Regions from separate parts of the Homo sapiens genome. Here all the other regions are linked to region 1. Evidence: chromatin contacts called from ENCODE Hi-C or POLR2A ChIA-PET data. All regions are on one chromosome and are shown on one strand. Each heading gives the region's core, a stretch centred on a gene start or an enhancer-like site at or near the end of the contact. The rest is flanking DNA. Distances are from core to core; before and after follow the strand shown.

Region 1 (6,995 bases), core at 2,527-5,026:
ATTCCAGAGAGAAATTTTTCAAAGAATAGGCAGAGCATTTGGTAAATATAGGATTGAACACTGGAAAATTTAAAAGAATTTTGTTTCATTCTAATCACTGAATGGTAGTATACAGAATTCCATCTCTACAGTTGAAATTGCATCTCCATACGACAGACAACTGGATCTGAAGTTTAATATCTTGCATGGACATTACCATGATTACATATATAAATTACCCCAATCAAGGTGAACAAAGGTGAAATGATGCTGTGCTTATTTTTAAATATTTCTGCCTAGCACTAGTTGGATAGACTCAGCCAAACTTTGGGCCTAATTATCTGCTCCAATGATGAGAAGTGACATAAAACTATCAAAGATAACCTTACTCAGCACATCATATGTTTAAATAGCAAGTTGCAAATTACACTTTCAGAAGCAAGGTTACATCACCTTGTATTTGATAAAATGATTGGTTTGCCAAGGAAGGAGGATCCTACTTGCCCACTGTTCCAGCATTAGCACTACTTTTTCCAGCTTGCCTCATAAATCCTGGAATAAGGTAACTGATTTCCATCTATAGGCATACCTTGGAGATATCACAAGTTTTGTTCCAGGCTACCACAATAAGGCAAATATTGCAATAAAGTAAGTCACAGGATATTTTTTTTGTTTCCCAGTGCATATAAAAGTGACACTGACACTACAATGTAGTGTGTTAAGTGTGCAATAGCATTATGTCTAAAAAAAGTATCTACCTTAACTTAAAAAATATTGTATTGCTAAAAAAAATCTTGCTTAAAAAATATTGCTTAAAAAAGTTGGCTGCAGCAATTGACTCTTTATTTCACAAAATATTCCTCCATGATATGAACTGCTCTTTGATAGCATTTTACCAACAGTAGAACTTCTTTCAAAACTCAAGTCAATCCCCTTAAACTCTGGACTGCTTTGTCCACTAAATTTATGAAATATTTTAAAATCTTTGCTGTCATTTCAACAACGTTCACAGTATCTTCCCAGGAGTATATTCCATCTCAGGAAACCAGTTTCTTGGCTTATCTATAAGAAGTAACTCTTCATCCATTAAAGTTTTACTATGAGATTGCAGCAGTTCTGTCATATCTTCAGACCCCACTTCTAATTCTAGCTCTCTTGCTGTTTCCACCACATCTGCAGTTACTTCCTCCATTGAAGTCTCAATCCCTTCAAAGCTGAGACTTTGAGTTCCTGAGAGATGGAATCAACTTCTTCTAAACTACTATTAATGATATTTTGACCTCTCCCACCAATCTCAAATGTTGTTAATGACATACAGAATGGTGGATGTTTTCCAGAAGTTTTTAATTTACTTTGTCTAGATCTATCAGAAGAATTCCTATCTATGTCATCCATAGCCTTATTACTTCTTAAATAATAAGATGTCAAAGTTAAAATTACTCTTGATCCATGGGCTGCAGAATGGGTTTTGTGTTAACAGGCATGAAAACAACATTAATCTCCTTGTACATCTCCATCAGAGCTCTTGGGTGACCAGGTGCATTATAAATGAGCAGTAATATTTTGAAAGGAATCTTTTTTTTTTCTGAGCAGTAGGTCTGAACAGTGGGCTTAAAATATCCTGTACATCTATGCTGTTAAGTAGATGTGCTGTCATCCACACTTCATTGTTCCATTTATAGAGTACAGACAGAATAGATTTAGCATAACTCTTTAGGGCCCTAGGAGTTTCAGAATGATAAATGAGTATTGGCCTCAAATTCAAGTCATTAGCTGCATTAGCCCCTAACAAGAGAGTCAACCTGTCCTGTGAAGCTTAGAAGCTATGAAAGTCCTAGATGGCCTTTTCTTTCTATAGAAAGCTGTCTTATCTACATGGAAAATCTGTTGTTTTGTGTGGCCACCTGCTTCAATTATTTTAGCTAGATCTTCTGAAAAACTTGCCACAGCTTCTACATCAGCACTTGCTCCTTCACCTTGTACTTTGATGTTATGGAGATGGCTTCTTTTCTTAAATCTCATGAACCAACCTCTGCTTGCTTCACATTTTTCTGCTACAGCTTCATCACCTCTCTCAGCCTTCACAGAACTGAAAAAAGTTAGGGCCTTGCTCTGGATTAGGCTTTGGCTTAAGGGAATGCTGAGGCTGGTTTTATCTTTTATTCAGGCCACTAAAACTTTTTCCATATCAGCATGAGGCTGTTTCGTTTTCTTATCATTTGTGTTTTCATTGGAGTAGCACTTTTAATTCCCTTCTAGAACTTTTCCTTTGCATTCACAACTTAGCTAACTTTGGTACAAGAGGCCTAGCTTTTGGCTTATCTCAGCTTTTGACATGGCTTCCTCACTAAATTCCTTCGGTTTTCGATTTAAAGTGAGAGATGTGCCACCCTTCCTTTTACTTGAACACTTAATAGTCCATTGTAGGGTTATTAATTGGCCTAATTTCAATATTGTTGTGTCTCAAAGAATAGGGAGGCCTGAAGAGAGGAAGAGAGACAGGCGCCAATAGTGAAGCTTTCAGAACACACACAACATTTATTAAGTTTAGCATCTTCTATGAGCAGAGTTTGTAATGCTCCCAAAAAACTACAATAGTAACATCAAAGATAACTAATCATAGATCACCATAACAGATGAACAGCAAGTGAACACATGCTGCTTGAAAAATGATGCTGACAGACTTGCTTGAGTAAGGTTGCCAAAAAACTTCAATTTATAGGAAAACATATTATCTGCAAAGTACAATAAAGGGAAGCAAAATAAAAGGAGGCGGGGATTTGCTTATGGAAACAGCTTCGTATCTGTGATAAAGGAATATACTAAGTAAAATATGGACTACCCTGGACTGTCTAACACAACTACAACCGATATTCACTTGGACAAGAACTTAGTTCAAGTGCTTCTGTGGTCACACAACCCAAAAGGCCTCCACAGCAGAAAAGCTGCTATTAGGTACTCACTAACTAAGTACTGAGTCCCCAGTGTTTCCTGAGGGTTATTTCACAGGCTCCTGACCCTGAAGCCTCTCAGAGTTATTCCAACATTAAGGTCACTTCTATGAGGAAGAGGTGAGAGGAAAAAAGACCAATAGTGGAAGGCCAGCTTCAGCGCAACACATGTATTTAATAGTTTCTCTCATCTTTGAATATTTATTCACATTTCCCTTTAAAGTCTGTTTTTGAGGGGGAGAAGCTTTATTCGTACCTACTTAGTGGCTGCTTTATAGCAGTAAAATAGATGCTTTTGCAGAATTCTTTTCTGCTTTTCTTTTGTGAGACGGAGTCTCATTCTATCACCCAGTGGGGAGATGTCGGCTTACTCAATCTCTGCCTCGCAGGTTCAAGCATTCTCCTGCTTCAGCCTCCCGAGCAGCTGGGACTACAGGCGGGTACTACAGGCGCGCACCACAACGCCCGGCTAATTTTTGTATTTTTAGTAGAGACGGGGTTTCGCTATCTTGGCCAGGCTGTTCTCCAACTCCTGACCTCAGGAAATCCGCCCGCCTCGGCCTCCCAAAGTGGTGGGATTACAGGCGTGAGCCACCGCTCCTGGCCCCTGCCTTTTTATTAGAGATACAAATCACACACGCCCTTCGCTTCAAGGGGAGCCCCGCCCCCTACTTCGGGCATTCGGCCATCCTGTGTTCTCTAATGGCGTGGGGCAGAGCTATCGCGAGACTCCACTGTATCCTCAGCAAGTTTTTAACAGTGTGAACTTGCGCAGAAGAGACTCATGAAGCCAGCGCAGGAGAAAGGGGGCGGGGTGCTCTGACGAGCGCGTTCGCCTTGACCCCACGCTACAGCGCGCGCCCGGCAGCTAGGCGCTGTGGTTTCTGGGTCTCCCGGGGGACCCCTACACGTTCCGGCAAAAAGCGCTCGTGCCCACCTCAAGCCCATGTTCGGTGGGTGGCGAATGCGTGCCCGTGATCTGCTGGGTCTGTAGAGGAGCGCAGGCCTGGTGCAAACAGACTCAAGAGGCTCGGAGAACCAGCTTGGGTAGGCGCTTGGGTGATGGAAGGTCAGGGGTCAGAGGTCGGGAGGGAGGGAGGGAGGTGGTCTTTGGCCTCCGGGACCAGGGAGGGAGGACGCTGGTTGTCCTGGAGCCCGGGAAGCTCAAGGGCTGAGAGGGAGCCGCTGCGCGAGTCTTCCCCACCTCTTCCCGATCCCGGACTAGCGAACTTCGGACCACCACGTCCCTCCGGGGATAAAGTGGGGTCGTGGGAAAGGAGGCTGTGCTTCTCCTCATGCACTGGGGCCTGCGGTGTTTGTCTCGAGCGTCCAACACACTAGGATCCGGGAGTCCGTCGTCACGCTCCTTGGCCTCGCGGTCGCTTGTTTGCTCGGCCTGCTGGGAGCGATCCGGCGCTGACAGCCCCGCTCAGACTCCGGGAGCCGCTTGTGGGTCTTTCGGAAGATAACTGAGTGGGTACCGTGCGCCGCAGATCTACCCCCGGAGGCTGGAACTGGGTCGCCGCCTCCCTTCTTTGTGCGCGGCATTGTATTAGTAAAAGGGGAGGCAGAGGTTTCTCAGTCCCACTCAAAGTTCTCCGTTACCTTTGGAGCCAGATTAATTACATTCGAATTCAGAACCACTCTTTGACATTGTACAGTTTGACTGGTAGTTGCTATGTTTATGAACGAAGATAGGGTGTTATTTGATGATTAATAGTCACTGTATAATGATCAGTTAAATAATGACCAGGAAGCTTGTGCCCTTTTTCCAAGTAGTTTGACATTAGCACGAGGTAGAAATCCGAGATGTTTGATGCCTTCCAACTTGTACTTAAGGAACTTAAGGAACTTGGGGCTTTTTCTGAACAAAATAAGATAAAGTTATTACTGTTACTTTAAATTATTCCAGTGGGCATTAGTAGGAATGATGAAACTCTTGAATAGAAACGATCCATGATATCTCTACTGTCACAAAAAAGACTATTTAGTTTATGATTAGTAAACATGCTGGAGACAGAGCAGTCCTGAGCAGTATTGTAATGATTATGTCTGTGCTCGATAACCTGCACTTTCTAGAGCTTTAAAGGACCAGTTAACCAGTAAGCTGGCAATTGAGAATAAAATAGTTTACTTTTGAGAGATGCTCTTGTATATCCTCTTTGTCCACCCGAAAGGAGCTGGACTTACAGAATTATTAAAACAAAACTTTTATTATTAAGAGTTTAGGCCAGTAAGATTTAGGGGAAACAATTTGCTGGTGAAAAAGCTTCTTATGAGGGCATTTTTAAAGTTTATGTAACTAGCATATTTTAGCATTCAGTAGAAGAAAATACTCTCACCTTGCTGGAATTATTTCTACAGAAAAGGAAAAGATTATGTTAACCCTGGGTCATTAAGAGCTTCCTAGTACTTAGTAATGAGTGGGCTTCATTTCCATAACACAACATTTTGGACAGGAATATGGCAAGTATGTAATCCTTTTTGCCCTTAATAGCCTAAACCCAGATCTACCATGGATTTGTTGTAATTCAAGATTTGTGTGTATCTTTTAAAGAGGAAATAATATTTTGGAGGGAAAAAATGTGAATTTAAGTTGTGTTATTCATTTGTTGGATTGTCTTAGTAATGTAACATTTTATGTTTATTTTTCTAGCATTCCATCCTTGTTTTCTGTTAAAGATACAGTTCAGGCAGTTTTCCCTGCCTCGTTCTAGTATTTCATTTTTCTCAGAAATACTAGTTTCATATTACCTATAGTCTTCTAGAATGTGGATAAGAGAGACTTCTCCAAAAAGAAATAAGAGTAAAGTATCGTTAGGTCCTCAAAAGGAGGGAATACATCCACGGAATTAGAGATCTTTGTTTCACCCTTTTTGTATGTCTTTACTTCCTAGCACTGACCTGGCATTGGGAGTACAACACTGAATAGGATACTACTCCTGCCCATCTTTCAAAGTGAACACTCTAGCAGTTGGGATCGAGGAGAGAGAGGCCCTTAACTCAGCTTCTCTAGTCATGGAAGCCTTTCCAGGGAAGATTGGGATGGAGACAGGCATAAAAGCAATTCAAGCAAAAGGCTTTTATATTTAAATACAAGACAGTAAAAGTGCGGTCCATATAGAAAACTTCACATAATTACGTTTTACCCAAACACTGCTAATTAAGGAGGAGGAAGAAGTAGTTGTGACTGATAAGGTATGAATAAAACCAGAAGAATATGGGATGTGGTTAGATACAGAATTTCACCAGTACTTGACTTACTAGTTGCCAAATTGCATTTTAGTCATAAGTATATTTGACCAAATACTATTTTCTTTGGTTCAAGAAGTTAACCCTGAATAGAGATTTCCTTAAGTAAAGACTCAGTCAAAACCAGGAGCTTTTTGTTTGGTTGGTTGATTTTTGATCATGAATGTTTACTCAGTTAAGAACTGGACAAAGGGAGAGCATTGCTAGAAATTCTGGTGTTGACTTTTCTGCAGTTTATCATTATCACTGATAAGTACCTTGAGGCACTAATATTGGAAGAATCAGGCTGAAAGAATACATCTGAAGGAATGTGCAAATTATAATGGTGTACATAATTTAAAAGATACTGGATAGGTTTTACCAGAGAACAGAATAAATAGTTGAAGTAATGTTTTCTGGTTTGGTAATATGTCTGTTACAAAATTATTGTGGGAAACATGGCACATATTACTTCTCACATTCCATTGGCTAGGACTGGTCACAGGACCAAACCAAGCTGGGCAGTCATTTCTCAACTACTCTATACTTTGAGTGGAAATAAGTGGATTTTAGTTGGCAGCTGGTTATCCATAACAAGGTTTTTTGAACTTGGCTGCACCCTGGAATTTTTTAGGGATTCTAAAAAATAAAGGGAGTAGTGCCTGGGCCCTTCTCCAAGACATTCTGACTTAGTTGGCTCGACATCAGGATTTTTTTAAGTTCCCCTGGTGATTCTAATGTGCAGTCAAGTTTGAGAAGCACTAATCTGTGGTCCCCCATCCTGCGACATTACAGTTTGGTTATTGTGAAATGTGGTTTAGAGCAGGGGTCCCC
Region 2 (6,995 bases), core at 2,210-4,709, 1.9 Mb after region 1:
TTTTGTTGCCAGCCAACACCACAGCTGCAGAACTATTCAAGTCTTTAAATGACTACAAATCAAGAAAACTGAATTGGTCATTTTGTGTTGGTATAAGCATGGGTGGAGCAACTGCCATGACTGGACAGCTTTCTGGTTTCACTACTTGGGTCAAAGAGGTTGCTTCTGAATGTGTCTGTGCACTGTGTCGTCCATGGGGAAATGCTGGCTAGCTGAAAAATGTCACCTGAACTTCACAACGTTTTGCAGGATGTGATTAAAATTATCAGCTATATTGAAGTACATGCCCTTAACTCACGTCTGTTTGCACAGCTCTGTGAGGAGATGGACACAGAGCGCATTCATCTTTCTTATACACAGAGGTGAGATGGCTTTCTAAAGGTAGATCACTGGCCAGAGTTTTTGAGTTAGGAGGGCTGCTACAGAGATTTCTTTTAGAAAAATAGTCACCACTGGAAGCACATTTCAGTGACACAGGATAGGTGGCAAAACTTGCTTACTTGTGTGACATATTCAACCTGCTCAGAGAATTCAATCTGTCACTTTAGAGGAGAACAACTGTGTTCAAGTTGGCAGATAAAGTGGCTGCATTCAAATCCAACTGGAATTATGGGGGTTACAAGTCAACACCGGGATTTTTGACATTTCAAACATTAGTAGAGATTTTGAAAGAGACTGAGCCAGGGCCTTCTTTCTCCCAGCCGGTGCATGATCACCTGTCTTACATTCAATAGAGTTTGGGCATTACTTCCCAATTACAAAAGACCTCTGAACTGGGAAGGAATGGATCTATGACGCATTTGTGAAAAAACCAGGTGAATCAACTTTGCCCGTGCTAGAAGATCAACTGCTTGAGACTGCAAATAATGGTGGCTTAAAAGTATGTTTGAGACAACTTCAAATCTCCGTATGTTCTGGATTAGAGTCAAGGTGGAATATCCTCAGATTGGCACCAAAGCACAGAAAAGTCTGCTTCCATTTCCAACATCCTATCTATGTGAATGAGGGTTTTCTGCAGTGATAGCAACCAAAACGAGATTACAGAGTAGACTGGACATAAGCAACATACTTTTGGTGTCACTATCCCCCATCACCCCCAGATGGGACTGTCTAGTTGCAAGAAAATAAGCTCAGGGCTCCCAATGATTCTACATTATGGTGAGTTGTACAATTATTTCATTATATGTTACAATGTAATAATAATAGAAATAAAGTGCACAATAAATGTAATGCACCTGAATCATCCCGAAACCATTGCCATAACCCCTGTCCGTGGAAAAATTGTCTTCCACGAAACCAGTCCCTGGTGCCAAAAAGGTTGAGGACCACTGCCCTGGAGAAACACCTTCACATGTATAAGAATATTTATTTCGGCATTGTTTCTAATAACAAAAATACGAAAATAAATGCCCATCATTGAGAGAGTGGACATGTTATGTTATACTAATTAAGTGACATACTGTATAGCAGTAAACAATGAACTAAAGTTACATAACATGTAACATGAATACTGACAAGGGCAAAAAGCAACTTTTATAACAATATAGACGGAGTGTTATTTATATAGAGCTTTAAAACTTGCATAACAAAAACAACTATTGTGCATGGATACACACTTTCAGCAATCAAAAAAACAGGCTCCATAGAAAAATGGCAAAATGTTAAGGTTTGATACATCTCCCACAAGTATGCCTGGCAAAATTCTTTACATTTTAGGAGTGAAACATTTGTTATAACGAAGTTTAAACAGCAGAATAAAATTATTTTCAAGTTATCTCCTTCCCAGTAAAGTTTTCCTTCTCTTCGGTTGTAATAATTTATCCATTTATCAAATTTTTGTTTTGGACTTTTTTTTTTTAAAAAAAGGATCTTTTTTTCAAGTAGCTTCTACCCATGTAAGGAAGTTATTAAACCAAACAGTAGGACATAAAGCAATAATAAGGAAGAGACGTATAACTTGCAAAGAGGAAAGAGAGTTTACATCTGTCTGGAGCAGCCAGAGAAAACTCTAAGGAGATGCATTTGAGCTGCCTTTAAAGGGAGATGCGTTCACCAAGGGAACAGACATTCCACGTAGAGGGAATAGCTTGTACAAGGAAATGGGGATGGACACAACAGGTAACATGGAGAAATACAGTTGTCCCTCAGTATTCGTGAGTGATTTGTTCCAGGACCCCCATGGATACCAAAACTAGAGGATGCTCAAGTCCCTGATATAAAACGGCTTGTATTTGCATATACGCACATCCTCCTGTATAGTTTGTCTCTAGATTATTTAACATACCTAATACAATGTAAATGCTATGTAAATAGTTGTTATACTGTATTGTTTAGGGAATAATAACCTTAAAAAGTCTGCATTTCGGTACAGACTGATATTTTCCCCCAATATTTTCAATCAGGTTGGTTGAATCCACAAAACCCACTGAATGGAAGAGCCAAGTAGGGTGAGGTGAGGCCTTGGAGGGAGGATATCAAAATAAGTGGCTAGAGAGGAAGGAGGAGCTTGAGGTGGAAGCCGGAATGTGTGGGAACTGGTGCTGTACTTGCTCACCAAGCACCCTGGTTAGAGCTGAAATAACTCTTTTATGCCACAAACTCCTAAGAGACATAGTTGGGACCAGAACTGGCGCCTGCTGACTTCTGGGTAATCCATCCCCGGTTGTGAAGGGACGGCCGTGCCGCCACGACGGCTCCGAAATACACCAAGAGTTTATTTTCGGGGCTGCTCGTAGTCCAGTCATTCTTGGGTTTCCCATTTCCTATCAGCCCCAAGCCACCCACGGATGCTCCCCACCTCCAGACATCGCCCTCCACTAGGTCCCCAGATCACTTTTAAAACGCGACCAGGGGCCGGGCGCGGTGGCTCACGCCTGTAATCCCAGCACTTTGGGAGTCCGAGGCGGGCGGATCACGAGGTCAGGGGTTCGAGACCAGTGAAACCCCGTCTTTACTAAAAATACAAAAAAACTAGCCGGGCGTGGTGGTGTGCAACTGTCATCCCAGCTACTCGGGAGGCTGAAGCAGGAGAATCGCGTGAACCCAGGAGGCGGAGGTTGCAGTGAGCCGAGATCGCGCCATTGCATTGCAGCCCGGGCAACAGTGCAAGACTCCGTCTTAAACAAACAAACAAACAAACAACAGAACGCGACCAGGAGTCCCGGAAGCCTGCGTGCACGAACTCCCAAGACCACAAGTCCCAGCATGCAACGCTCCTTGTTGGAAAAGGGCCTCCCTTAGCCACTAAGTGGACCATCATGCAACATTCTCTGATGGGGCGGGGATCTCCATGGAGGGGGGAGGCACACTTGTTGCGTCGCCTCAGCAACTCCAATTGCGTGACAGAATGTGCTTCCGCTTCCGCCTCTGAGCCCTATGAGCGAGAGTTACGCTACTTAGTCGTTGTGACGCCATTCTTCTGCGACGGCGCGGACCTGGAGCTTCCGCGCGGTGGCTTCACTCTCCTGTAAAACGCTAGAGCGGCGAGTTGTTACCTGCGTCCTCTGACCTGAGAGCGAAGGGGAAAGCGGCGAGATGACTGACCGCTACACCATCCATAGCCAGCTGGAGCACCTGCAGTCCAAGTACATCGGCACGGGCCACGCCGACACCACCAAGTGGGAGTGGCTGGTGAACCAACACCGCGACTCGTACTGCTCCTACATGGGCCACTTCGACCTTCTCAACTACTTCGCCATTGCGGAGAATGAGAGCAAAGCGCGAGTCCGCTTCAACTTGATGGAAAAGATGCTTCAGCCTTGTGGACCGCCAGCCGACAAGCCCGAGGAGAACTGAGACTCTGCCTTACCACCGCAGTGCGGGGCACCTCTCCCAGCGTTTCTCCGGTTTGCCAATCCTCTTAAGTATTCCTGTCTCCAAAGGACCGGCTCTCCATGGCTCCTGCGCCTCGTGCTTTCCGCGTACAGAAGTGCTTGCCCGGGGAGTCCCGCCTGACCTGCCTTCATGTGGACCCTTAGAACAGCACTGGGAGACCAGCAGGACTCCTGAGAACTGTGCTGGTGGAGAGGTCCTAGAGCCGGCGAGCGTTTGAGAAGAGGGCATGGCGCTGGAGTGAGATGGGATTTGGCGTCTCGTTTTTGGCTAATTGATTGTCATTGGCTTTTTCCATAAAGTTTAGAAATCGTTCAGTCTCTTGGTGTGAACTTTCTGTGTTAGGGTGGAAGGCTCCGGAAAGAGCTGAGCGGGAAGTGGGTTTGGGTGAGGGAGCGCATGCCAGTGTCCATGGCCAGGCACTTAGATCCGCCGTGTCTACCTTTATAATTAATTCCCCGACTGCCACTTTTCCCAAGAGCGTTATTTTCAGGCCCACAATGCCTTCAGTATTGAAATTTGTGGTTATTGTATCCCATCTTCTTTTTCTCCTGTTTTAAAACTCTTTGCAGTCTTTGCTGTCATTGTCCTCCCTAGCCTCTTTAAAATGCATCCTTTTTTTTTTCTTGGGAATTTGTGGCCATGTCTCCAGAAATGACAAGCTGGCAAGCGAGTTCATCCATTCTACATTCAACAAATATTTGTTGAGCTCTATGTGACAGGCATTTTCCCGTGTTCTTGGGGCTTACATTATGCTGGTGGTGGAGAAAGGAGGTCAAACACTAGATGTAATAAGCAAATGTTAGAAGATGCTGCGGGGAGGGGAGAACAATGTATGTGGTGCGGGTGGGAGTAGCTGGTAGGGCTGTAATCTTAAATATGATGCACAAGTTACTGAGATGGTGACATTTGAGCAAAGACTTCAGGAAAATGAGGGAAATGGCCATGCGGAAAACTGGAGAAATTGCTTTCCATGAAGAGGGAACTGCCAGTGCAATGGTACTAACGCTGGGAGTATGTATGGTTTATTGGAGGAACTTCAAAGAGGCAAGCATGGCTGGAGGGAGTGAGTAAGGGGAAAAGTAGAGGGACAGGTAATGGAGGGGAAAACAGAGTAGAGTCTTGTAGGACAATATATGAACCTCTGAGGAGCCATTGGAAGGTTGTGGTTTTTTTTAATTTTAGTTTTTAAAAACACGAGATGGATCTTGATATGTTGGCCAGGTTGGTCTTGAACTCTTGGCCTCAAGCAGTCCTCCCACTTCAGCTTCCCAAAGTGCTACGATTACAGGTGTGAGCCACCACTGCAGACCATTGGAAGGTTTTTACGCAGAGAAGTCACGTGACCTGGCATAGCTTAGCTCAGTGGTGGCTTTGGAACTCCAGGCTGGAGTGCAGTGGCACGATCATGGCCCACTGCAGCCTCAACTTCCAAGGCTCAAGCAATCCTCCCACCTCAGCCTCCCAAGTAGTTGGTACTACAGGTACGTGCCACCATGCCCGGCTAATTTTTGCATTTCTTAGTTTTTTTGTAGAGATGAGGGTCTCATGTTTCCCGGGCTGCTCTTGAACTCCTGGCTCAAGCAATCCACCCACCTCAGCCTCCCAAAGTGCTGGGATTACAGGGGTGAGTCATTGCTCCTAACTTTTCGTTACACTAGAAAATTGTAGAAGACACCAAAGAGCCTCTGTTTATGTGGATTGTGGCTATTGATATTCACCACCATAGAAATGAAAACAAAAGTTTTAATTCATTGAAAAATAATGAAAATTCTCAGAAAGGTCAATGGTAAAAATAATGATAATAAAACCATTTCATGTTAACAAAAACTTTTTTTGTTTTATGAAAAATGGCAATTTACCAAGACATAATTTAGTGAGAAGAATGGCTTTTAAGAAAAACCGGTTTTTCAGAGGTCTTCTGTGTTTGGCTTAATAGAGGACAGCTTGATTCCCATATTTGCTTTTGCATTCAAACTGTTGGGATATGAAATTTTTGTCGAAGTATGAAAAAATCCACTTCTCATAAATATTTAGTATAGGAGCAATATTTAACTTTTTCAAATAGATGTACATATACTTCTTTGATATTATACTAAAACCCAACAAGTGGTAGTTTCTTAAAGGTTAGTTACAACATGGAATCTGAAACTGGTTTAATGAACTTTTTATTCTGTTCCATTAAAATTCATTCATGTATGTTGAGCTTTGAATGGATCTTTTACCCATACCTGATTTGGAACATCATGCATCAGTCATCTGAAAAGTAATGGGTTACTGAGTTATACAGACCTTCCAAATGTTGTTACATTCATTATACATATCAAAAATCACATTGAGTAATATCATCCCTGTCTCAGGAAGGTTTTATAGTATTGGGAAACTGAAAGACCTACTGTGAAGGTATAAGTTTTCCACAAGTTTAAGTTTTTACTTGATAGCTTGAACTTGATCAAGCTATCAAGCATGAGGTTGATAGCAAATATTATTGTTTTCCTTTAAGTGAAAGGCCCACTTGGTTCATTTTCAAGAAAATGTCTGCCAAATACATACCCAATACATACCCAAGTCTGAGTAACAAGATACAGTTTGTCATTTTTTTCTTGTAAATATGTGCCTTGAGAAAAAAAAAAAAAAGGCAGCCAATTCAATTTGCAACTCAAATAATAAAAAGTGTTTTTCCTTGAGAAAACTATTGTCCTTTGGTAGGCAGCAGAAATGCTTTATGCATATTATGAATTTCATCACACAGAATATTAAAAGACATCTTAAGGGCTAAGATTTCATAAAGTTAGCAATTTTTACTGCTTCATCAAGCACATTCTTAAGTGAAACTGAGGTTTTTTGTTTTTGTTTTTACTGAGGGTGCATGGCAATGAAGTATACAATGACTAGCAATACATTTTTGTGCCCCTCCATTGATTCATGCTAAGTGCTGGTAGTTTTATCACTATTGCTTTTGCACCATCTGTGCAAATGTTAATGGTAAGAAAGGCAAGTAAAATCTTACTTTTATGAAAATAGTTTTGGCTTCAGTTTCCCTGGGATTTCTTTCTTACCATTTTTACTGGAAAGAATGACTATAGGAGATTAAACTATGGTTGTTTACACTTGGGTATCTGGCAGATATTTTATCAAAAATGGATGAAATTGCCGGGCGTGGT
Region 3 (6,995 bases), core at 3,041-5,540, 1.6 Mb after region 1:
TCCCAGCTACTCGGAAGGCTGAGGCAGGAGAATGGCGTGAACCCGGGAGGAGGAGCTTGCAGTGAGCCGAGATCCCATCACGCGCTCCAGCCTGGGCGACAGAGCGAGACTCCGTCTCAAAACAAAAAAAAAAGAACTGCTCAGTACCATGTTAATCCCATTTCTCATTTTCTCCACCCAAGATTCTTTTCTTTTGTTTTTGTTTTTTTTTGAGATGGAGTTTCGCTCTTGTTGCCCAGGCTAGAGTGCAATGGCGCAACCTCTGCTCACCACAACCTCTGCCTCCTAGGTTCAAGCAATTCTCCTGCCTCAGCCTCCCTAGTAGCTGGGTTTACAGGCATGCGCCACTAGGCCCGGCTCATTTTGTATTTTTAATAGAGACAGGGTTTCTCCATGTTGGTCAGGCTGGTCTTGAACTCCCGACTTCAGGTGATCTGCCCGCCTCGGCCTCCCAAAGTGCTGGGATTACAGGCATGAGCCACCGCACCGGCCGATTCTTTTCTTTCACATGTCGCTCTTTCTACTCTTTTTCTCCCAACTTAACAATTCTCATTCTCTCACCTCTGTAAGTTATAGTTACCTGGTCTTCCTAACCACCTACTCATTTTCTCTATAATTATTAAGATCTGCAAAAAATTCACGAGTCCTAAGATATCTTCCCAGACAAATCTCACTGCCCTGTGATCACTCCAAATTCTGTGTTCCTTTATTTGGATATAGTCAACTGGTGGGTCTGGCAATCCCTAACATATGACAAAGATGACAACGTTCCTTCCTTTCAGCCACCAGCAAACCTAGCATTCACTTCACACACCATCCTTTCCAGGTCCTAACCTCCACGGGGGAAGAATCAAATCACCTTCATTTTTATATCCCCATACCTCCCCAGAGCTGGGCGTGTGCTAGGTACCTAGCAAATGCTGACTGAATAGATGAGTGTGGTCGTCAACCTCCTGGAGTTCCAACACAAAAGACTTGAGCTCCTTTAAGAGTGAGTCACGGCTGGGCATGGTGGCTCAGGCCTGTAATCCCAGCATTTTGGGAGGCCAAGAGGGAGGATCACTCGAGCTCAGGAGTTCAAGACCAGCCTGGGCAACATAGTGAGATCCCATCTCTACAGAAAAACTATTAAAAATTAGCCAGGTATGGGAGCACATACCTATAGTCCCAGCTACTCAGGAGACTGAGGTGGGAGGATCACTTGAGCCTGGGAGGTCAAGGCTACAGTGAGCTAAGACTGTGTCACTGCACTCCAGGCTGGGCAACACAGCGAGACTTAGTCTCAAAAAAAAAAACAAAAAAAAAAAACAAAGAATAAGCCACAGTTCAGGAGATTCTCCCAGGAGTGTCCCCATCTGGCCTCACATCCACATTCACACACACACACTCAGCCCCTGATGAAATTCTCTTTCCCAAAGTTCTCAACCTGCCTTGCCTCATAAGGACACCACTGCCCTGGAGCCTTGTCTCTTCTGAGAGGTCTGTTCAGCATTCCCCCAGATCAGCCACCTGTTCCCCTGTGACCTTTTCCTGGAGTGTCTTCCAAGATGACAGCCACTGTTCAGCCTAACATAGCACACTCTCCTACATCAGCAAAGACCATAACTAAGCCTCTGTCCAATCTTCTTCCAACTTCCTGTTACTCAAAGGAACTAATTCATTCATTCATTCCACAAGCAGCTACTGAGCCTCTTCTGCACATCAGGCACACATTCAGGTGCTAGGAGGCAGCAGTAACAAAGCTGCCTCTACTCCCTCCCATGGAGCTTTCAGTCTAGTGGGGGACGAATACATTCCCCTGTACCCTCCACATTGGACACCCTTGGCTGGCTTTTGACAAGCTACAGAGCAGGGCCTCAGTCCAATCAAGTCACGATCTCTGACTGTGGGGCACAAGCATGTTGGTGATTCTAATGGGGGACCCAAGTAGTGAATCTTTTAACCCTTCCATCTAAAAAGGAAACAGCTGACATAGAGTCCTGTCAGCAGGCAAGAAAGCAGGAAGGATGGCAAAACGAGCAGGGCTCCCAGGAGTGGTTTCCTGAGCAGTGGCAATTTCCAGACATGAGTCATCTGGGCCTTCATAGATGCCTAAATGGCCAGTCCCGCCTCCAAATTATTCATTTCACATTTTCAAGCTTGTTTTGAAACTTTGGTTTATCTCAGTTATATTATTGTTAGCATCTAGTGAAAATGATGATACAGCTGGATAAAGATAGAGATCGATAGATAGATAGATGATAGATAGATAGATAGATAGATAGATAGATGATACATAGATAGACAGAGAGATAGTGATAGAGATAGAGATCTATTTTTTTTTTAAACAGAGTCTCGCCCTGATGCCCGGGCTGAAGTGCAGTGGCGCAATCTCAGCTCACTGCAACCCCCGCCTCCCGGGTTCAAGCGATTCTCTTGCCTCAGCCTCCCAAGTAGCTGGGATTTCAGGCACCCACCACCACACCCAGCTAATTTTTGTATTTTTAGTAGAGACGATGTTTCACCACATTGGCCAGGCTCCTGGCCTGAACTCCTGACCTCAGGTGATCTGCCCGCCTCGGGCTCCCAAAGTGCTGGGATTACAAGCATGAGCCATTGTGCCTGGCTGAAAATATTATTTTTAACATTAAATTTAATGTCCTTATTTCTAACAAGATGACTAAAGAGCCTACACTATGGACACACACAAAAAAATCAGTTCAATAGCAACTGATGAGAGGAGAATCTAGGCCCTTGTGAAATTGGAAATCATGTACACATTGGTTTTCTATTTTTATTAAAATAACATGCACTGAAATACATTTTAATTTTAAAAATGCTATTTTCCTAAAGCCTTTTGATTGGTCATAGGGCAGGAAAGAATGTTATCTAAATGAACCAGAACTCAACCAGCACAGCATTTAAATATATTTAACACTGTAGCTACTCATTTAAAAGCCTGCTTTTTTATTTTATTTTTTTTTTTTTTGAGACAGAGTTTTGCTCTTTCACCCAGGCTGGAGTGCAATGGTGTGATCTTGGCTCACTGCAACCTCCACCTCCCAGGTTCAAGTGATTCTCCTGCCTCAGCCTCCCAAGTAGCTGGGATTACAGGCACGTGCCACCACGCCCGACTAATTTTTGTATTTTTAGTAGAGACAAGGTTTTACCATGTTGGCCAGGCTGGTCTAGAACTCCTGACCTCAGGTGATCCGCCTGCCTTGGCCTCCTAAAGTGCTGGGATTACAGGCGTGAGCCACCGCCCCCGGCCAAAGCCTGCTTATTATTTAAAGGTTTGTTTGTACTTTTCTTCTAGCTGTCTTCTGATTTCAATCATTAAGGTTACCCTAGACCCTTTGTAGCAAGACCCTTTGATGAAGACTAGCTGACCACAGAGACTCTTAATGGTGGGGAAAGAGAGAGGATTTAGTGACAATCAAAGGAAATCTTCGAAAGGCCACAAGCCTGCAATTGCTGCCCCTATGCAGGTTTTTGAGACAAGGTATCCCTCTGTTGTCCAAACTGGAATGCAGCGGCATGATCGTGGCTCACTAGTCTCAAACTCCTAGGTTCAAGCTATCCTCCCACCTCAGTCTCCTAAGTAGCTGGGACCACAGGCACATGCCACCATGCCTGGCTGATTTTTAAATTTTTTGTAGAGATGGAATCTCCCTGTGTTGCCCAGAGTGGTCTCGAACTCCAGGCCTCAAGTGATCCTCATGCCGCAGCCTCCCAAAGTGCTTGGATTACAGGTATGAGCCATTGTGCCTGGCCCGCGTGGAGTTTTAATTCAGGTCCCTGAGAGGTATTTTGATGTTGTGTTGGGATCACATGGTTATTTAAGAAAGAAGTAACAGTTAATGATGAGAATTGTAGCACACCAGTCTCCTATGCCACTTGTTCAAGAAACCCAATTCACTAAGAAAATATGGGCTGCTCCAATCATTTTGGTTTGAATTTGCTCTGCAGAGACAACGCTACAACCCCTTACCACCTCATTCACTGAAGCTAAGAAGGAAAACATTAAGAGGGAAAGAGTAATTCCACAAGAAAGGAAAACATTGAAAAAGAAAACCAACCAGTCTCAAAGTTTTTTCATAGTGACAACATTCATGCATGATATGTATGATCGAATAAAACACATCACTTGGGGTTTTTCCCCTCCAAAAGCTCATACAACCAGTACACACATGTATACATTAAACAAGATATGAACATCTAAACTGATCAGAAAAACTAAGTCACCCCGGAAGTAAACTTCAGCGAGAGAAAAGTGCACGACACTTTCCCTGCATGAAGTTATGCATATGCATGTCTCATAGACAAGCCTGCACTGAAACAGAAACCCCAGCACTCATACTGTCCCCCAAAGTACAAACGTTTTATTCTCCCCTTTCTCAGGTCAAAACTAAATATTTCAAGAAGTAAAATGCCTTTTTAGCCAACAGAGTAAATCAAATACAATATGGGATGAGGTCTACCAATACTCAACACCACAAAGGAGGCTTCTTCTCTAGATGGCAGTAAACAGCACAGAGTAAGCTATTTTGAAAATACAGGGAGGTAAAGTGAAGCATATTTGCTACCACAAATATAGGGATCCTGGAAGGCTTCTTCCAAAGAAACTAATAACTCTGGTGAATTATCACTTCCTGAAGAGAAGTGTGAAGCAGACAGCGTTGGTCTCTACTCTTGAGGGTCCACAACAGACGTGGCAGCAGGAAAGACAGGCTGTCTGTTCCCGTCACCAGCCTGGTCCTAAGCTTTGTTACTTAACAAAACTGAATGAAAGAACCCTGTCTTCATAGACGTTTCTTAAGAAAACCTCACTGGCTGGGAGTCGTGCAAGTTGACAAACTTACCTGGTAATCGCTTGCAAGCCTGGAGAGCTACATGCCCTGGCAAATCCAATCTGCACTTTTTCCAATGAAACGTGGTGGCTGCCAGGCCGCTCATCACCTACATCTGCTTAGATGATGAGGAAAAAGATGTGGAGGAAGTGGACAACAAAAGCAGCCTTCGAACTGCACACTGGGATGTCCTGTGTTATTTTGGGTTTTTTTTTTTTTTTTTTTTGGTGGCTTTTATTTTTCCCATGAGAGGATCTGACTAAACCTAACCCCACCTCCTCTAAACACCAGAGAGGAAGTTACACTTTGTAGTCAGTGAAAACTCCTTAGGCAGGTTTTTTGTTTTTTTAATAGTCACAACTAAGGGCCTCTATTCATGTTCCTATGACAGAGATTATAACTTTGCTTCCTGTTTTGACAGTATCAGCTGGGAAGGGGCACTCCACCCACCTCCCTACCCACTGCGTAGATAAATAAAGATGTTAGAAGGCGTTTGCCCTGGGTATACAACTGGCCTTAGGAGTTTCGTTACATATTAACTATACTTCAAAGAATAAATTGGACTTATTATTTCACTATAGTAGTTATACACACCTTGGGGAAGTAAAACTGAAAAGGATTTCTTCTTCATCCCTTAGAATTCGCTACTAGGGAAAAAATAAACTTAACCATATGCAGCTATAAGAGAAGAGGCCACCATTTAGACAAATTTTTCCAGCCTATTCTCTTTTGTGGTCACCTTGCTCTCTTTATTATCATTATTTTTTTTTCACTCGTCACCCAGGCTGGAGTGCAATGGCATGATCTCAGCTCACTGCAACCTCCGCCTCCTGGGTTCAAGTCATTCTTGTGCCTCAGCCTCCCAAGTAGCTGGGATTACAGGTGCCCACCACCATGCCCGGCTATTGTGTGTGTGTGTGTGTGTGTGTGTGTGTGTGTGTGTGTGTGTGTGTTTAGTAGAGACGGGATTTCACCATGTTGGTCAGGCTGGTCTCGAACTCCTGCTGTCACTTCTGCATGTGTCCACCACATACATGCAAAAAGCAAGGAAAATCATTATTCATATGATCACATCTACTTTCTAGTCCTTCTCTCATTCTTTTTCTTGCTTGTTGTGAAATAGAAATCTTCTACTTATTAGCAAAGACTTTTCATAGAATATGTATCTTTGTCAGGATACACACAGGTTTGAATTCAAAGGTGTCTCTCATCCTGCTACTGTACTATGATACAGAAAAGAGAAACTAACAGTACCTCCCCTATGCTCCTCCTCCTCATCTCTGCATTTTCCTTAGACTAGTAGCTGTATGACTCTGGCAAAATACTCTCTCTCTCTCTCTAAGCCTCAGTCTCCAAATCTGTAAAATGGACGGGCTGACTTCACCTGTCTTCTAGGACTGTCACAGGGAGGGAGACCGGGAAAAGCACAGTGATACAGATGATGTCCCATAGTCAATACCCATTGATCTTTTTTTGCATCAAACTTTATTGATATATAATTCATATATTATACAATTAGCTCATTTACACTGTATAATTTAATGATTTTTAGTATTGTCAAAGAATTCTACAACCATCACCACAATCGACCCCCATCCCTTAGCCCAAGGCAACCACTAAAATCTACTTCCAGTCTCTATAGAGTTACCTATTCTGTACATTTCATATAAAAGAAATCATACAGTATATGGTTTTTTGTGACTAGCTTATTTCACTTAGCATAATGCTTTTGAAGTCCATGCATGTTGTATTATGTATGGGTATTTCATTTATTTTTAAAATATTCCATTGTATTGATAGACCATATTTTATTATGTATTTATCAGTTCATGAACATTTGGGTTGTTTTTATCTTTCAGCTAATATCAATAATTCTGCTATGAGCATTTGTGTACACGTTTTTGATGTGGGCATACATTTTCATGTCTCTTGGGTGTGGCGGGTGTGTGTGTGTGTGTGTGTGTGTGTGTGTGTATGTGTGTACCCAGAAGTAGAATTGCTGAGTCATATGGCAACCCTATGCTTAACCTTTGGAAGAACTGCCAGACAGCTTTCCAAAGTTGCATCCTTTTACATTCCCACTAGCAGTGTATGTGGATACCCATTTCTCCACATCCTCACCAATATTTGTTATTATTTGTCTTTTTTATTATTGCCATCCTGCTG
Region 4 (6,995 bases), core at 1,164-3,663, 1.4 Mb before region 1:
CTAGTTCTGTTTGATAACCTGGAGACTGTTTAAGTGGTGAGTTTTTAACTCTAAAATAAAAGAAAACATGGTATCTTTAAACCATTTTCAACTATTGGCCTATATGATTATAAATAACTTTTTATATGAAACGATACTAGATACTTAAATATATAAAAATCAGAATCCTGTTTTCTAGAAGCATTTAACCTAGTTGGAGGGACTAAGTATGTAATTAACAAAAATAACTCATATGCAAACTCTACATATAAAGTGGGGGAGGACAGCAGGGGTGAAGGAAAAGGAGAAAATAAGAGGTGAGGAGGAAGAAGAGGGAGAAAGGAAAGAAGGCAGGGAGGGCTGGGGAGAAAGCTGAGGAGAAGCGGCAGTCCAAGGATTAAGAAGAGAAAAACAAATCAAGTTAGAAAAAAATGTAAGTTAGAAAAGCAGGTTTAAAAATGGCTGGGTGCAGTGGCTCACGCCTGTAATCCCAGCACTTTGGGAAGCCGAGAAGGGCAGATCACCTGAGGTCAGTTCAAGACCATCCTGGTTAATATGGTGAAACTCTGTCTCTACCAAAAATACAAAAATTAGCCTGGCGTGGTGGTGTGTGCCTGTAGTCCCAGCTACTCTGGAGGCTGAGGCAGGAGAATCGCTTGAACCCGGGAGGCAGAAGTTGCAGTGAGCCGAGATCGCGCCATTGTACTCCAGCCTGGGCAACAAGAGCGAAACTCTGTCTCAAAAAAAAAAAAAAAAAAAAAAAAACCAAAAAAAAACCCCACAAAACTTAAAAACATGAAGTAACATAACGAAAAACTGTCCAAAAACAAGTTAAAAAAATGAGTTACAACAAATATGAGCAATTTGTGTGTGTGTGTGTGCACCTACTTTCACTGTAAAACAAATCTACCTTGACTTTGAGGTGACAGTATTTTTGTTCGCAGAGACTCTTTTTTAATAATTGCTGGATAATGCTACAAAAAATGCTCTTGCAGAACACAGACAGAAAACCCATGTTCAAGGATTGATAAGTGTTAAGTGTGGCCACAGTGGTAGGAGTGTGTAGTAAAAGTGAGAAGACAGCAAGACAGGCCAGGGCCAGACTTTAGAGGGTCTTCAAGTCCTGTCCACAAAGGTTTGATGTTGGTAGAAAGAACTCTCAGCAAGGTGGACTTTGAGTACTGATTCTGTTACTCACCAGCTGTCTTTTCACCTAGAAAGTGGGAGTATTACTACCTAGTCACAATGTGAGGAACTTGTGACTGCCTATGAAAAGTACTTTGCAGATGGTCAAATTAGACAAAGGTAATATATTTTCATTATTAAAGAATTAAGACAGGCTGGGTGCAGTGGCTCACACCTATAATCAGAGCACTTTGGGAGGCCGAGGTGGGCAGATCACTTAAGGTCAAGAGTTCGAGACCAGCCTGGCCAACATGGCGAAACCCCGTCTCTACTAAACATACAAAAATTACCCGGGTGTGGTGGTGAGCACCTGCAATCCCAGCTACTCGGGAGGCTGAGGCAGGAGAATCGCCTGAACCTGGGAGGCAGCGGTTGCAGTGGGCTGAGATGGCACCACTGCACTCCAGCCTGGGCGACAGAGTGAGATCTCCGTCTCCAAAAAAAAAAAAGAAGAATTAAAGGCCAATGAAGGTTGATAAGAAATATCTGGGGAAGATTAATTTGGTGAACATAGGTAAGACGAAGTAGAACAGGGTCACCAATTGGGAAGTTCCTGTGATTCTGATGTGAAACAAGAAAAAGGGAGATTGAAACACATTAATGGAGTAAGAACAGACAAGGCTTTACATTTCAGGAAGGCAGAAACCTTGCAGCTATTAATACTTTTAACACTGGCACAAAAGAGGTACTCAATATTTACTGAATGAATTGGAGGTTGAGTAGAGGTAGGGTAGAGGAAGAAAAGAAGAAACAGTGAATGTACAATCAGACAGAAGGAAGGGAGGGAGGGAGGGATAAAGAGGTAGTTTTAGGAGACCATGGGGTTAAGTTTGAGATGATGGTAGAGAACTACAAGTGAAACTAGTCAGCAGGTATGACTACCTATTCCCAAACCTCATGAATAGTTAAATCCATGCTGAACTAAACTTGTCATTAGGATTTTAGAAAGGAAGAGATAAAGAGGGGTTTAAAAGAGTGTGAGACCTTCTGAAACAATACCTGCTATACTTGTACCAGAAAACTTCAAGTGTACTTGAAAGGCACATTTTTTTAAAAAATGTGAACAATTTTAGTGTGTGACTGCTTTTATTGTAAAAAACTCTACTATGACTTTAAGTTAAAAACATTTTTGATTGCACAACTCTTTGCCTAGTAATTGCTGTAGCAAAACATATGCAAAGCCTGGTTACTTCCGCAATTCTTAAGGCTTCTGCCTTGAAATGACAGTGTGTGAGAGAACAGCAGGAAGACTACTCGATGTTGAATTTCCTGCCACCAAACTCAGAGGTAAGAACCCTTCTGAATTATTCAGTTGGTATTTCTAATGTGGAAGACCATGGCACCTCGTGTTTTGATGACATACATGCTAGGAAACAGCGAAAGTTGTTCAGACTTCAGGGTAAATGTGAATCACTGAGGGCACTGCTTATACGAATTGAACTACAGTTCACTTCTGGCTGGTCAAGGTTTGCAAGGCAATGCATTCAGAACTCTACACTGGCTGATGCAAAATTTCTGAATTATTCTTAGGGAAATACCCACTAATCAGCTACAGCTCTCCATCTCAAGCGACAGAGTAACAACTGAGGCATTTCATTTCTTCCCAGAGTCAGCCTTGACACAGGAGTAGACTGAAGGGTCTGAGTGGTCTATCTTCTACTTCTATGAATTAGGTATAGAAGGTTAGGGTCAAGGAAGTGTCCTCCCTCCCTCTGGCATATTAAATGTGCACGACAAATTCTCAAGAGCAGAACCAGGCATTCCAGGGATAATTTTAGAAGTACATATATGGGCACATTTAAGATTTAAGTGACCAGGACACACAGAACTCATGGAATTCTTATTTTAGTTAGTATAAGGAAACAAAAAAACGTTCTTAAGTAAAAATAAAAAGGCAGCCAAACATGATGCAAAATGGTAAAGGATGAGAAACCTAAGCCAAGAAATGAAAGCAGGTAAGTTACATTTTAAAAATATGAAATGGGAAGAGGGTGTTATGCTTTATTCTAAATGGTTATGGTATAATTTTAATGTTTTTAATATATTCAAGTTGATTTGTTTACTTTTTAAGGAAAAAGTTTTATAAAGAGTTCCATAATTTGTACAAACGTATTTTAAATGTTAAAGTGATGCGTAGAGCCTCACAGTTTCAAAATGATTGTTTGAGCAAGTACCTTGCAAAGGGACAATAAAAATAATTCAAAAACATAAAATTTCATTGCTAAAAGAAACAAGTCAAACGGCTGCCTTTTCTTTTTTACCTCTTTTTTTAAGAGACAGAAACTCACTCTGTCACCCTGGCTGGAGTGCAGCTATGATCATAGCTCACTGTGACCTTGAACTCCTGGGCTCAGGCAATCCTCCCACTTCAGCCTACAGGTGATGTCGCCACACCTGGCTAATTTTTTAAAAAACTTTATTGTAGAGATGGTATCTTACTATGTTATCCAGACTGGTCTTGAACTCCTGGTCTCAATCAATCCCCTTCCTTGGTCTTAAACAGCTGCTTTTAAAATGTTTCTTCAAATAAACCAATTGTAAACAAAGGCATTTTATATGAAAAAAGCCTCAATATTATATTTTAACATCAATTTTTGTTATACTTCTTACTTTAAGAAACTGGCCTCTAGGACTGTGGACCAAAACAATGTCAAGTTAATAAATACCTGCATTTATTTGAAGACTATTAAAAGAAAAAAATGAGGTATAAGTTGTTTGTGATTTTTAAAAAAATCACTAATATATAGATTTTAGACAAAAATGTCCAAAACTTGTACTTTATGTCTTTCACTAGCTTGTACAATATTCTACTAAAAGACTAGTTATCTCTCTCATGACTCTGTCTCCAAAAATTGGTCCTTTAGTAAGGTAATACTAGAGAATTATTATTACTAACAAATTAATTTTAAGATAATGGCTGAAGAAAAGGAAATAGTTATCATGCAATCCCTATGTTTACAATCTTCCCATGCATTCTTGTTCTTGGGTTTTCTCTAAAATCCAGAAAAAGGATCAAAATAACCATAACTGTATCAATAGAGCCATTACTTTATGATATTTTTTACTATGATTTGTTTATATTTCTAGTTTTAAAAATCAATACTTAAAATTTTAAGTAATGTTGTAATTTAAATGTATAACTTGATGTAACAATATATAACATTATCTATTAAAGTTAGTAAGAATTTGCATTTATGTGACCAGCCAAACCACCCCCCATGGCTGCCAAAAACAAAAATCAAGCATGTGTACACACACACACACACACACACACACACACACACACACACACTCAAATTAGCAGGACTGCTTCTCCACATCTGTTGTATTTTCTTGAGTGTCAGTGGAACTCCTGGGCTTCTCTCTACCCTCTTTCTAACTCTATCCCAGGAATGGTAGAGTCCCTATGTAGCCGGTAAATATGGAAATAATTAATGTAGCCCTCTCATTTTCCCCTCAACCTGTGTTCATTTGGGAGCAAGTCTGCCCAGGGGATGCATTTTCTTTTCTGCTGCTGCAAAGGCAGTGTTCTTAATACTGCCACGACTGGGAGGATAAGGCTATCTCTGTATACAGGTCAGTCAGTACCAGGAAACCTACCTGGCTCTTGTGCTAGTTGGCATCTTTACCTTTAACAATAATTAAGGTGATATTTTTAGTCACCATCTGAAATTATTTTATTTCTTAATGTGTTAAGAATACAGATGGGGGCCAGACACAGTGGCTAACATCTGTAATCCCAGCACTTTGGGAGGCCGAGGCAGGCAGATTGCCTCCAAGTTTGAGACCACCCTGGGTAACATGCCGAAAACCCATCTCTATAAAAAACTACAAAATTAGCTGGGCAAGGTGGTGTGCGCTTGTAGTCCCAGCTACATGGGAGGCTGAGTTGGGAGGACTGATTGAGCCCAGGAGGTCGTGGCTGCAGTGAGCTGTGATCACACCACTGTACTCCAGCATGGGCAACAGAGCGAGACCCTGTCTCTTTAAAAAAAAAAAAAAAAAAAAAAAAAAAAGAATCCAGATAGGTAAAGAGAAGTATAATTACTGGGCTCCTTCGTAGATTCTAGTAAGCAATTACAGGTGACAGGACTCTGGCTGAATCTCCTATGTGTGTCTTTAAAGTCTGAACTGCTTCAAAGTTCCATCCATTTTATAAAACATACTGACAGGGCAGTTTACCTCTATCTGACACCAAACGCTACTTCCAAAAAGAACTGTCCCTTAAAATATTAAGTCTCAAGATAAAATGAATTTATAAAGTTTTATTATACATGAGGTTAGTTGTTATAAAGTTTTATTATACATGAGGTTAGTCTACAAAAAACCAAAACAGAAGAAAAATTATTAAAGTAACTCAAAACAATGTAATTGCCTTATGAATCACTTGTCATATGCTCAAAGGTCTAAAGGACAGCTGTCATGTTATATTTTACTATTCATCTAGTGTTTTACTATCAGTGGTAATTTTAATACTACAATTTTGGACTTACTTTTGTTAACAGATAAATAATATTAAATGGAATAATTCCAGGCTAATCAAATTATAGGAGAAGAGTGGTTTGGGTAAGAGATTTAAAATTATTTATTTACATTATATAGTAATGTAAAAACTCAATGAAAAATAAAAGAGTTTTAATGACTGTTTTTTAAAAAACAACCCCCCCATTTTTTTTAGCTCTTGTCACCAGGTGGTCTACTATAACAATATACTGCTTATTAAAAATAATGTTACAAACATTTCTAAAGATCATATTTTGGTCTGTTACCCTGTGAGGGCAAGTAGTATTCAAAGCAAGTCTAGAACATCTTGACAGAAATTAAGGATGGTCACAAAGTTCTGAGGTGGTGTTAAGAAGACACAAACACCAACTTAAAAGAAGCTCCCTCTAGAAAACTGTGACAAAATCACGTTAAGTTGATTAAATTCAGTAAGTTAAAACAAATTGCCTATAAAAAATACCTAGAGTTCCACAGTGATATTCAAAAGGAAAAAAAACCATCAAATCACAGTCATTAGTTATTTTAGGATTCAGAAAAAACTGTTAAGATGTTATTGCGTGTATATCCCAGGATTGGCAAAGTGTATCCATACACAAAAGATAACAATTAATGCCAACAACAAAAAGGACTCTCCTCACATGTATCATTAATGGATTGGCTAATGAGACTCTCTGTCTACTGGGACTAACCAGCAGCTTAAAAGGAATTCTTATATTAAGTGACATTCCATTAAATAATTACAAAAGATTAATAGTGTGCCATAACATTCCATCACAAGTATGAAAAGTCCTCCCAAACAAGAAAGATGGCCATACCATAATCTCAGGTCCATGAACAATAAAGAAAACTCATAATTGCAGAACGAAGTCAGTATTACCTTTAAAATGGATTTGGGTACTGTTGTACTCTGCATTTTGGTTTGCTGGTTTTAACAGCTGCTGCTGGTTGCTGCCTTAACTATTATCCTTGCTCTTTCAGTCAGTAAAAAAACTGGAAAAAAAAGGCCTTTCTAAGAACAGAGGACAAAGACTCACCTATCAGGCTGGCCTTTAACTTTAACCTAGAAAGCCAAGGTAAGAGGTCTTGTCACTCTGGTCCAAACAGTACTGCTTCTCCTGTCAGTACTATTTCCTCTGACCTATCTTGTCATGAGAAAGCAGTGCATTGATGGTGTTTTTTCTTCAGGTAGGAAAAGAATTTAATGTTTTATACTGCTGGATCTCTGGCCACAAGCCTAAAAAACTTGGAGGCATCAGAAATTATGAAGTACAAATTAAATAAATCATTCTAATTCTGTTGAAGATAATGTATGTTTATATGGAATTGTT

The links. Hi-C counts contacts between places; a loop is a spot of excess contacts on that map. ChIA-PET counts read pairs that join two places held with the same protein, here RNA polymerase II (POLR2A). Pooled maps may share reads with other maps.
Region 2: a loop to region 1 is called in a map of CD8-positive, alpha-beta T cell, with 29 times the contacts of the local background. The contact joins the promoter of SF3B5 here to the promoter of SHPRH in region 1. A Hi-C loop is called at or near these places in 3 of 168 maps with a recorded cell type or tissue (B cell and CD8-positive, alpha-beta T cell), 1 of 37 single-sample maps with no recorded cell type and 18 of 50 pooled maps.
Region 3: a map of naive thymus-derived CD4-positive, alpha-beta T cell shows a loop between it and region 1 (9-fold over the local background). The contact joins the enhancer-like site here to the promoter of SHPRH in region 1. A Hi-C loop is called at or near these places in 1 of 168 maps with a recorded cell type or tissue (naive thymus-derived CD4-positive, alpha-beta T cell), 1 of 37 single-sample maps with no recorded cell type and 8 of 50 pooled maps.
Region 4: a loop to region 1 is called in a map with no recorded cell type, with 10 times the contacts of the local background. The contact joins the enhancer-like site here to the promoter of SHPRH in region 1. A Hi-C loop is called at or near these places in 1 of 37 single-sample maps with no recorded cell type and 6 of 50 pooled maps. POLR2A ChIA-PET finds 5 or more read pairs at or near these places in 1 of 52 experiments (activated T-cell).

What each region holds. Positions count from the first base shown.
Region 1 is chr6:145,961,139-145,968,133 of GRCh38, reverse strand. It overlaps SHPRH (SNF2 histone linker PHD RING helicase), which reads left to right and starts at 3,776. Exons shown (of 30, transcript NM_001042683.3): 1 at 3,776-4,403. RefSeq lists enhancers at 3,300-3,349, 2,901-3,888, 3,800-4,019, 4,130-4,259.
Region 2 is chr6:144,092,037-144,099,031 of GRCh38, reverse strand. SF3B5 (splicing factor 3b subunit 5) reads left to right here and starts at 3,459. Exons shown (of 1, transcript NM_031287.3): 1 at 3,459-4,148. The coding sequence starts at 3,535. The coding sequence ends at 3,795. RefSeq lists an enhancer at 3,010-3,709.
Region 3 is chr6:144,342,151-144,349,145 of GRCh38, reverse strand. The region is part of intron 2 of UTRN (utrophin); the gene reads right to left. Among named protein-coding and RNA genes, the nearest start is that of SNORA98, 60 kb to the left of the region's middle. RefSeq lists enhancers at 3,111-3,611, 3,612-4,112, 6,966-6,995. Within about 2 kb of position 4,290, at least 18 of the 41 ENCODE cell types and tissues checked have a DNase peak (open chromatin) inside an H3K27ac peak, as active enhancers do.
Region 4 is chr6:147,318,014-147,325,008 of GRCh38, reverse strand. It overlaps STXBP5 (syntaxin binding protein 5), which reads right to left. Exons shown (of 28, transcript NM_001127715.4): 17 at 1-50. Among named protein-coding and RNA genes, the nearest start is that of STXBP5-AS1, 120 kb to the right of the region's middle. Within about 2 kb of position 2,413, at least 7 of the 41 ENCODE cell types and tissues checked have a DNase peak (open chromatin) inside an H3K27ac peak, as active enhancers do.